Regions from separate parts of the Homo sapiens genome. Here region 2 is linked to region 1. The links are chromatin loops, found by intact Hi-C in ENCODE. Cell type or tissue: ovary. All regions are shown on one strand. Each heading gives the region's core, and the rest is flanking DNA. Links, peaks and the distances in the headings are about the cores only. Region 1 overlaps LOC101927389 (a long non-coding RNA gene). Region 2 overlaps LOC124904034 (a long non-coding RNA gene).

Region 1 (5,384 bases), core at 222-5,221:
CCTGGAGGGAAAGGCAATCAACTACAGGGTATGCTTAAATTAGTTCCTTCTGCTTTCTAAGCAAATTCTTTCTCAAGAATCTAACCATGTATTAAGAATGCAAGATAGTGTTTTAGCATCTGTAATGTGTAGCAGGATTCCATTAGATGCTTGCACTTGACCTTTATAGTTATGTTCACTTTTTCCCAACCTCACACCCAGGTGTTCATATATCCTCATTTCTTTGGTTTTGTTTGTTGAAACTAGAATGCCTTTCTCTTTGCCTTGCAAAAAGGCTTATCATCTCTTCAGGCTTGACTTAAAGAACCCTTCTTCAATCCATCCCTTAGGAGGTGTTGTACATAATCTTCAGCCTCCTTACCTCTATGTTTTCCATATCTTTTCCACAATTTGCTCTTTCTACCATCACCTTTATGATATCCAGTGCTCTCTCCTAGAGCAGGAACCAGGGTCAGGCAAGTGAGGTGCCTAGGGTACAAGACGTAAGGAAGTGCTCACTTTCAGGGTTGTGCACTTCAGGTCTGAGCCCTGGGCATCTCACTCTCCTTGTCCTCATCCTGACCTGCTGTCCCAGAAAAATCCTCTTGAGAACGACTGTTATGACTCATATCGATCTAAGTATAACTGCACTGCTTTACAAGCAAATCCTATGTGTAGACTGCTTTCTCTTGATTTTTCATTTTAAGATGTTAGCTAATGATCTCTTACCTGGGCACAAGACAGTTCAGCTCTCTTAGAACTGTCCCCTACACCAGGCACACATGCTTTTCTCCCTACATTCTTACAACGTGATCACATCCCAATTTCACAATTTTGGGTTAAACAGTCTATGTTTACATTATCACGAACACTTAAGCATTATTATAGCTAAGTCTGTAGAATATAGTGTTTGCATTTCCTTCCTCTATAACTTTTTGCTTTTCTTAGAATTAAAGATTTCTTTAACGTTTTGTGTTTGCTTCATTTTTCAATTACCTACCATAACTGAAGCATAAATCATTGTCAGAACTGCAAAAGTCCTTTCAATAAGGCTTAAACACCAGGAAACCTACTGATTCCATCTCCTCTCACCTTGCTCCCCCAGCCCCTGAGTCCCCTACTCTGCACACTAGAGTGCCGGATCTCTGGGCTTGCTACTCAGCAGGCACAGTGAGTTTGCCCTTCATCTTTCTCCTGGGAATTGCTTCCCATCTCTGGTGCCTCATCTTTGTGTCCTCAATCTCAGGATTTTGTCATTCTTGATTTATTCTGTCTTTGGACAGAACACATCTTTGAGACCTTGCATGTACAACCATGTCTTTATTCTCTCCTCATACTTGATCGATAATTTGGGAATAGAATTCTGGGTTCAGATTACTTTCTCCAATAGCTTTGAAGCATTGCTTCATGGTCTTTTGGCTCCCAGCACTACTACGCAAAAGTTTGGTTCCTAATACTTGTATGTTGCTTTTCCCTTCTCTTTGGAAACTTTTAGGATCTTCTCTTTAGCCTAGTTTCTGAAATTTTAGGATGATGTATCTTGGGCTACTGTTGGGCACTCAGTATTTTGTTTTTCTTTTGGTTTAAATCTGGACATTTAGTTCTGGGAATTTCTCTTGTATTTGTATTTTGAAAGTTTCCTTCCTTCTATTGTTTTCTTTTTCCCCCCATTTCTCTTTCTAAAATTCTTATCAGTCGAATGTTGACTCTTGTTCCAGTTATCTATTGATATAAACCATCTCAAAGCTAAGTAGCTTAAAACAGTAGCAGTCGTTTATTTGGCTCACAAGTCTGCAATTCAGAGACTCCTCAGTTGGCGTAGCTTTTTCTCTGCTTTATGTGGCATCACTGGGTTATCTCCATTGGGAAAAGAATATCTGCTTCCAAGATGGGTCAGTCACAGGGCTGGCAGGGTGGTGGTGGCTCTTGATTGGGGGCTTTGGTACTTTCCACATGAGACTCCATGGCGCTGCTTGAACTTTCTCAGAGATGATGTCTGGGTTCTAGATATTACAGGAGGCCTGGATAGAAATTGCAGGGCTTCCTATGACCTGGCCTTGGAAGTCCCACAGTATCATGTCTACCAAATTCTATTGGTCAAGCAAATCACTAAGACCAGCTCAATTTCAAGGGCAGGGGATTAGACTCTACCTCTCAATGAGAGGAATAGCAAAAAATTTGTAGCCATCTTTAATCTACCATAGCACTCATTCCTCTAATTTTTATATATTTCTCCCATATTTTTCCATTTCTGATTTTTCCTTAGATTTTTAGATTTTCTCAACTTTATTTTCCAACCATTCAATTGACTTTTAACAGCAACAAAAAAGTTAACCATATTGGTGTATTTCCATGAACTCGTCCCTGAACTCATCAGTTCTTGCTCTATAGACACAATATTTTTTCATATTATCTGAGGATGGAGGTTGCAGTTTGTTAGTTTTGGTTTTCTTCTGCTCCATGCAAATTCTCCCTTTTTCCTATTATTTTTCTGTCAATTTGTCTTTTATGTTAGAGACTCTTCTCAAACTTTTGGCATTCTTTGGCTTAGATGCTGACAAGGAACTCTGGGTGCAAAGGACAAGTATGTTGACTCTTAGGCATCATGATAGGGTGATCAGGTCTGGGCCAGCTTTTTCATCAGATGAAATGTTAGTATCTGTAGGTGCTTTTCTGGGATCAGCCCAGAGAGAAGAAATATCTACATCCTGTCTAGGGAGTATCTTAAGACTGCCTGACAGAGACAGTCTGGGAGCTACAGAGTCAAAAAGAGCTAAGAGTCTTACCAAGCAAAATGCAGACATTCATTTTTATAGTCCTGTTTTTGGTATGACACTTCACCCTGCTCCCATCTGCACCTGACATCCGCAGTTCGTAGCTACTGTGGTTCACTGCTCCAGAGATCCAGCCTCCAATTTTTAGTCTGGCTTGGGGAGGAACTCCCCTGGTTGCTTAGGAGTAAGGAGAGGGTGAGGGGAATCAACTGCCCTATATACAGACTGTCAACCCATCCTGTTTTCAGTCTTATGGCTCAATTCTGCTCTCAGAGGTATCTAGTATCTCAAATTCCAGAGCCTTTCTAGACTCCAAATCAGCTTAGCTTATTTTGATTTTCTCTTAGCAGTCTTCGGTTTCACTTTCTTCTTTAGTAAATCTGTAACCACACAATTATCCTTTTTAATCTTCAAAAATGTTGTTAACATTAAAAAAATTTATTGTCCTTTTTTCTATTCTCTTTGTCTTTATGAGTTTTCACCTTTTCCCCCATTACCATCATTTTATTAAGGTTTTGAAAGGGCAGGGAAGTAAATATGTGTTGAGTTTGACATGTTTAACCAGAAATCTGCCTGTATATTTTCCCCTGGTGAGGAACAGTTGAGTGTTTCTTTTGAGATAAAAACAATCTCCTTCTAGATGACCCTGAGGAGATCCAAGGAGTGGGCTGAAGAGTCCCTCCTTTTTGACCTGCAGGATAAAAGTGTACTTAGTACTACTCTAGAAAGTGTGTAAGCAGCTAGCAGCCCTGGCTGCTGTGGGGCCCCACAGATTCACTTCTCACACAGAGACAGGCAGAGTCACATACAGCCTAAGTCCTCTGGGTGCCTCCAATTCAGGGACCAAACAAAAACCACAGCCAACATGTTTTGGATGTGTAAGTCACTAGGCTAAGCAATTACATGTGATGTGTCTCATTTAATTCTCATAACAACCTTATGAGGAATGTATTATTATTATTAAACTGTACCTCTATTTTAGAGATAAAAGCATCTGAGCCACAGAAAATTCTTAGCACCTTTCCAAGACCACAAGTCTTGGAAAGTACGTGGCAGAGCAACCCAGGAGGTCTACTTTTCAGACTACTCTGTTGTTACTCCACTTTGCCTCTTACTTGTTCATCACTTGTGTGAAGTGGGAATCCAGTTACCTCTCTTGTCTGGGGACCATCACATGTGGGCCAGAGATTTTTGTCCCTGGCCTGGGTGTTGAAGCCAGGAGAGACCCATCAACCTTTCAAATATGAAACTAAGATATATGGGAAAATGTTATCTTGGGCCACTGTCAGTTGGGTGAGGAAGATGAAGATTGGAGCATGGAGGATGGGAGAGAATCAGAAATGTATCCCAATAAATGTATAAACTGTATGTATGGGCTGGGCGTAGTGGCTCACGCCTGTAATCCCAGCACTTTGGGAGGCTGAGGTGGGCAGATCACTTGAGCTCAGGAGTTCGAGACTAGCCTGGGCAACATGGTGAAACCACATCTCTATGATTTTTTATTTTAAATTAGCCAGGTGTGGTGGTGCATGCCTGTAGTCCCAGCTACTTGGGAGGCTGAGGTGGGAGGATGGCTTGAGCCTGGGAGGAAGAGGTTGTAGTGAGCAGAGATCACACCACTGTACTCCAGCCTGGCCAACAGAGCCAGATCATGTCTCAAAAAACAAACAAAGCAAAACTGTAGGTATGAATTAGGTTTTAATGTATAAATGTCTTTTATGTGCCAGGCATTATGATTGGCACATGCAGACTTATTATTTGGCTTAAGGTTTAAAACAGCCTTAAGACAAAGGTAAACGTGAGACTTCCTTACTTTTCAGATAAAGTAGCACATAATCAGATTGGTGAAGATGTCTACTCAAGGTCACATGGGTAAAAAACCACAGAACTGGAACTCCAACCCAGACCTCTGGACCTAACTCAAGCCTAGTTCCCTTTTTAAGGGAAGATTTGATTGTTCTCAGTTAAAAAAAAAAATCTACTATGGAAATCCTTTATCACATGGTTCGGTATGTATCAGGCCTTAGAATGGGCTAAGAGGTAAAAATGATCTGGCTTTTATTAAAAGTGGACATTATCTATAGATCTCGAGCAAATGACTTTACTTCAGGTTTCCCACCTGCTAGATGGAGGTAATAACATCTTTCACGTAGACATAACAAACATAAAATAGGGATTATGCCACACAAGGACTTCCAGTATCTGCTTAGGGTCTAACTGCTGAGGAGTCAGGGCAGTGGGACTAGGGGGTTCTGAGATATTACAGGATTTCCGGAACTGAGGCAAAGGAAGAAAGTTAAGAAGGCTCTTGGCTGTGCCTGGTGAGAGGAGAGACTAGATGGCTCCTACTGTGAGGGTGAAGAAGGCTTTCGCAGGACAGAGTCCAGTCACAGTGGAGCAGCATGGTGTAGTGCACCTTCTCAATCTTTAGTGTGCACACGGATCTCTCAGGGGTGGTGGTAAAAAGCAAATTCTGATTTTCAGGGTCAGGAGTGGGACCTAAGATTCTGCCTTTCTTATAAGCTTCCCGGGATTGCAGCCTGCTGGTCCTGGGACCAAAATCTGAGTTGCAGAGTTGAGGAAAAGTCAGAAGATGTGGGCCTGACTAATTGTGGCATCTGTGGCAAGCCA
Region 2 (5,384 bases), core at 127-5,126, 90 kb before region 1:
AGATAACACTCACAGGGATATTTGCCATCATGTAGAAGAGGTATTTCTCCATTGTGTAGGAATACATATGTCACCCAAGTGTCAGTTGTGTGGGTGACCCCAAGTACCCTCACTTTCTGGTCTGAGCCTGAATTTTAAAATTGAAATAAGATATTGCTATCGAAAAGTCTCACCTGTGTAATTTTGTAGAGTTTACATGTCTTTATGCCCCGTTATGCTTCCTAAATATTGCTCCTCATTTCTGCTGTTAACTTTCTTTCTCTCTTTTACTGAAGCTTTGCAGTAATGGAGGGATGATGGCATAGCATCATGTAGATAGCAACTTGAAACTGAACATTAGATAGCTTTGTGCTGAAATTCATCAGCCATTCTTCACCACAGGGAATATCTTGCTGGTTTGGCGGAGGGCTGACCTTCCTTCTTGTAGCTCATACCTTCTCCTTATCTCCATTCTCTTCCTATTGTCTTGCCTGAGTTATTCATTGAGATTCAAAGTTCTTCTCACTTAATTGTGCAGTGTTTAACTTCTCTTTTAATTTTCCATGTCCTTCCAGACTATGCCCCGGAAAGGTCACGTAGGTGAGGTCCAACACAATGGGTGTTACTTTTTCAGTGAGCAGCATCTCCATGGATCTGATGCTACTCTGCAAATGTGCAGATGAGACCACAGTTTGCTCTTGTTTCATGTAGCAGTTTTCTTCTTTGGGATACCCATAGAAACAGCTGCTTTCTAGACTTAGAATTTTCTGAAGCCAAAACCATGAAAATCCAGAATGTCTGACCTGAAAGCAACATTAGAACTCAAACAAATAGAATATGTATATGTTTTTTATGTTCTTTTTCTTTTGTGTGTACATTTTCAGCAATTTACCCTCATGATATGAAATCCAGAAGTGTAAAGGCAACATGGAAAGCTATTCTTGTAGCATAAAAATTGGCCATGATTCAAAAATGAATCAGATGCTATCGGCAGGCTTTCTTCAGACCCATTCTTCCTTATTCAATCATGCTTTATGTCACCCCAGTTTAGTGATTTACTTTTAGTGGAATTTAACTTGAATGTCTTAAAATACCATCATTACATATATTTAGCTTTGGTTACAGTTATAAATTTGTTTAACAAGCTACATGAAATATATAGTTGGCAATGGTCAAAGTAAATATACCAGTGAGATGCTCATAACTAGTTAGCCTGTTTAAAAAAAATCCTCAGGAATAATAAAAAAATAAAAAACCAATATAGCTGTCATTAATTGAGTACTCCTATGTGCTACTCTTCCAAGCACTTACTATGTAATAACTACCCCACAACCACCATATGAGGTAGGTACAAGTAGCATTTCCCTTATACAGTTGAGGAAATGGGGGCATAAAATGTTTAACAACATGTTCAGAAAAAGAAGGACTTAGCACATGGTCTATTGAGCTACTTTTGGCCTTTGGATCTCATGCTGAATTTTCTGTATTTCAAATGAGATGAAGAAGCTAAAATTCACAGAAGTGAAGATAGTTGCAAAGATGGGTTCACATCAGCAGACACCCATTTTGGTGCTCTTTGCATTGTAGCACCTGATCCTCCTTTTTTCTCTAAGGGGTTTGGGGTTTCAGTTTTTGCCGAAGAGCATGTGTGTTTTGCAGCTATCTGGGAGTAATTAACAAATGACAGCCATAATACTCCAGTAGCTATTTGATTTGTCTGTTGCTAGGAATGCTTTGCCATTGTTTCCAGAGAATAATTATTATGTATTAACCTGTGCCTGATTCAGGAATGCAGTTGTACATTACAATAAAAAGTTCCACTGCTGTGACCCTCCATTTAACCTCATAAATTCAGTGTATCATTCTCATTATACAGTAAAGCTTAAGCTTTATAGAACTAGAGACTGGTGCAGAAAATAAGATAAAATATCCTCAATATGAATCATGTTTTAGTTATCTGAAGTCTCTGGTGCCAAGCCACTTCTCTGTATAGTTAAGCTACAAGTTAATGCAAAAAAAAAAAAAAAAAAGCAAGCTATAATTTTCAATTCAGTTACAAAAAAAAGCCTATTTAGCAGGATTCTTTTTGTTGATAATAACAGAAATCAATTTTAATTAGTCTAAGCAGGAAGGGAGAATTTAAGATAATGAAAGAAGACATGAATGTATTCTGGAAGCCAGCAGCAGAGATGGAGCCGTGACTCAAAAGGGACTAGAGATGGAGAGCCATGAGGAGCCCAGAAAACAGGCTTTCTTTATTTTGTCCTCCATTTTTCTCTTCAAATGTCTTTGCAAATATATCTGTATTACTCATCTACTCCTAAGACAATGGCTGAGCCTCAGTTCTCAAGTTAATATAGTGTCTGTATAAGTGAACTGTCATTGAGATTTTACTTTCAGTCACAACTGTAAATTCCTAAGAAGGGGCTCTGATTGGCTCAATTTGGTTCTGGTGCTCAGCCATTGTGCACTTAGCTGAGTTCTAGGCAATGGTGTTATGTGACTAAAACATGGCTTCTACCCAGGGGGTAGAATGGAGGGCTGTTCTTAGAGGAGAAGGAATTATGAGCTGGGCAGACACCACAGAGTTCTCTGTTGTTACCATGCATAGTAGTCCATTTTCATATTCCTATGAAGAAATACCCGAGACTGTGTAATTTATAAAGAAAAATGGAGTCACAGTTCCACATGGCTGGGGAGGTTTCACAATCATGGCAGAAGGCTAAGGAGGAGCAATGGCCTCCCAAGTAGCTGGGTCTACAGGCGTCTCACGGGGCAAGAGAGCTCGTGCGGGGGAACTCCTCTTTATAAAACCGTCAGATATCGTGAGACTTATTCACTATCATGAGAACAGCACAGGAAAACCCACCCCCATGATTCAATTACCTCCCACCAGGTCCCTCCCACAACATGTGGGGATTATGGGAGCTATAATTCAAGATGAGATTTGGGTGGGGACACGGATAAACCATATGACCATGTAACTAGGTCTCAGTGTAAAACAGCCCTTAGAAATTCAAGGACTATGTCAAATTCAAGAATATTATCTCTTTTATCTAACTAGGCATATTTGTAGACTAGATGGCTTGAGTATGTAATTAAGTCAACATATTTTAAAATCAGCCTGAATAAACCAAAATGTTAATTGGAATCTACGGCAAACCAAAAAATAGAATGAATCCCAAAGCTAAGTGGAAGTGTTGTGGATTATTCTTGATACCACACCATTAATTTGTGGGGATAATTGGGATGCATCCAAGCTTTTAGTCTTGCTGATGATGTTTAAGAGTTAAATTAGATGACCACATTTCCTGCTGTAATTGTTGGTCAGATCCTTGGAAATGGTAGGGTTTTCACATGCTTCCATATAATTATAGAAATCAATCTAGGGGATGCACAAAAAGAGAAAAAGGAATTTCTTGTTATGTTCTTAGTGTAAATTTTGTATTCTCCTATGACCTGAAAGATACTTGATGGGTCATCTGGTCTGATCCCCTCATTTTACAGATGGAAAATGAAGCGGAGAGAGGAGAAGTGACTAGCCTTGTTGTCAAATGACACATGAGTAACAGATCCAGGACTAAAATCCTAGATTCCAGTCTTTTATTATGTCCTACTATAAAAACTAGGATTCACAAAACATATGATAGTACTGCTAGGTAGTTATATTTTCACTAGTTTTGTTGGTGTTGTTGTTGTTTGAGACAGAGTCTCACTCTGTCACCCAGGCTGGAGTGCAGTGGCACCATCTCAGCTCACTGCAACCTCTGCCTTCTGGGTTCAAGTGATTCTCTGCCTCAGCCTCCCAAGTAGCTGGGACTACAGGTGTGCACCACCACGCCTGGCTAATTTTTGTATTTTTTGTAGAAAGGCAGTTTTGCCATGTTGGCCAGGCTGGTTTCGAATTCCTGGCCTCAAGTGATCCACCCTGTCTTGGCCTCCCAAAGTGCTGGGATGAGCCACTGTGCCCATGAGCCACTGCGCCCAGCCTATTTTCACTAGTTTTTAAATTGCTTTTTTCTCCAACATCTGGACTTTACTTATTCAGTATAATATTTTTTCAGGCCCTGAGTATAAATTCTTTGGATAATTTTCTGGCTAATTTAACTTACCTGTAGCAATACTCAGCAGCACAGACGATTAGATAATAAAGAAAAAAATTTTCTAACTATTATTTTGGCAAAGGACTAGGTTTAAATTTTCTTAATTACAGAAGAAAAAACAGCAAACAAATAGCATTTTAGTTTGGAGTAAATTTGTTCTTCACTACAAATTGTTCAGATATCTATAAGGACAAATTTCCATATTATAATTTTGTGTGTTGCAACTATAAAAATACTTTATCTTAAATGCCTTTTATCCTTGTTTTCCCCACTCCATCAAGAAAGACTCAAAGAAGAACTGGGCTTTAGATTAGAAGTTAAAAACTGGCTCATAGATTTATATGTGCACAGTGCTCTTTCAATCTTTCTGTTTTCATTGTTCATAACGAACAGAGGAAATATGACTAAAGAGATTTTACTGATCCAAAGATGCTAAATTCCAATATGCATTCTGAATTTCAAATAATTTGGGAAATGAAGCATGATGATAAACAGGAAAATGAAAAAAAAAATGTAAGTGTAATGTGCCAACCTTCCTTGGCCAAATGGTCTGGGGTTAGAGTTCTGAATTCCTGGATTGTAATTTATCTGATTTTTAAATGTATATAACATTAATTTGCTTTTTCAATTCTACAGAATAAATTGATTCTCAAATTAATATTTTTAATTTCAAGAACAAGTTTCTAAACAATAAAAAAGAGCTTTTATTATAATTTTAAGTAAGATCCTTGGTGATTATAATTAAAAAATTAATTAAAATTATTATCAAAGAACAACAGAATCATATTGTAAAAAAAAAAAAAAAAGAACTACAGGGGTCCTGCTCCCTAACATTGAGTCATGTTCCCCAGAAACATAAACTTTCAACTCTTAGCTGACTCTTCTGAATTTTAACCCCATATTTCTAAATGTGCTAAAAATGTATTAATTTTTTTTCAGTCGTAGACATTATTTTATTGATTGACTTTCTGTACACAGTTTTTCAACTCCCTGAGCTACAGCTGTCGCAGTATTTGCATAGTCATAATATTATGAATGATGAATTTTTACTTATCCAAAAATTATAATATCAAGAAGATGGGGTTAGCAGAAGTATGTGTATGTGTGTATATAAGGGATTTTCTTTTTTTTTTTTTGAGACGGAGTCTCGCTCTTTCGCCCAGGCTGGAGTGCAGCCGCGCGATCTCAGCTCACTGCAAGCTCCGCCTCCCGGGTTCACGCCATTCTCCCGCCTCAGCCTCCCGAGTAGCTGGAGCTACAGGCGCCCGCCATCACGCCTGGCTAATTTTGTTTTTGTATTTT

What was found. A loop is a pair of places that touch in the nucleus more often than their neighbours do. Peaks named below come from ENCODE experiments on the same cell type or tissue, not always from the same donor. Only the 100,000 strongest peaks of a DNase experiment are listed, where the experiment ranks them.
Region 2: a loop joins it to region 1, with 3 times the contacts of the local background. A loop is called at or near these places in 6 of 110 quality-filtered maps.

What each region holds. Positions count from the first base shown.
Region 1 is chr17:55,622,175-55,627,558 of GRCh38, forward strand. All of the region lies in intron 2 of LOC101927389 (a long non-coding RNA gene), which reads left to right. Among named protein-coding and RNA genes, the nearest start is that of TMEM100, 98 kb to the right of the region's middle. RefSeq lists a silencer at 3,552-3,621. In ovary, for the core only: no CTCF peak of the experiment used is centred there; no DNase peak of the experiment used is centred there; H3K27ac peaks cover 1,084 bases.
Region 2 is chr17:55,531,885-55,537,268 of GRCh38, forward strand. LOC124904034 (a long non-coding RNA gene) reads right to left here. Exons shown (of 3, transcript XR_007065855.1): 2 at 3,205-3,364; 3 at 694-782. It also overlaps a transcript of SMIM36 not described here. Among named protein-coding and RNA genes, the nearest start is that of SMIM36, 23 kb to the left of the region's middle. In ovary, for the core only: no CTCF peak of the experiment used is centred there; no DNase peak of the experiment used is centred there.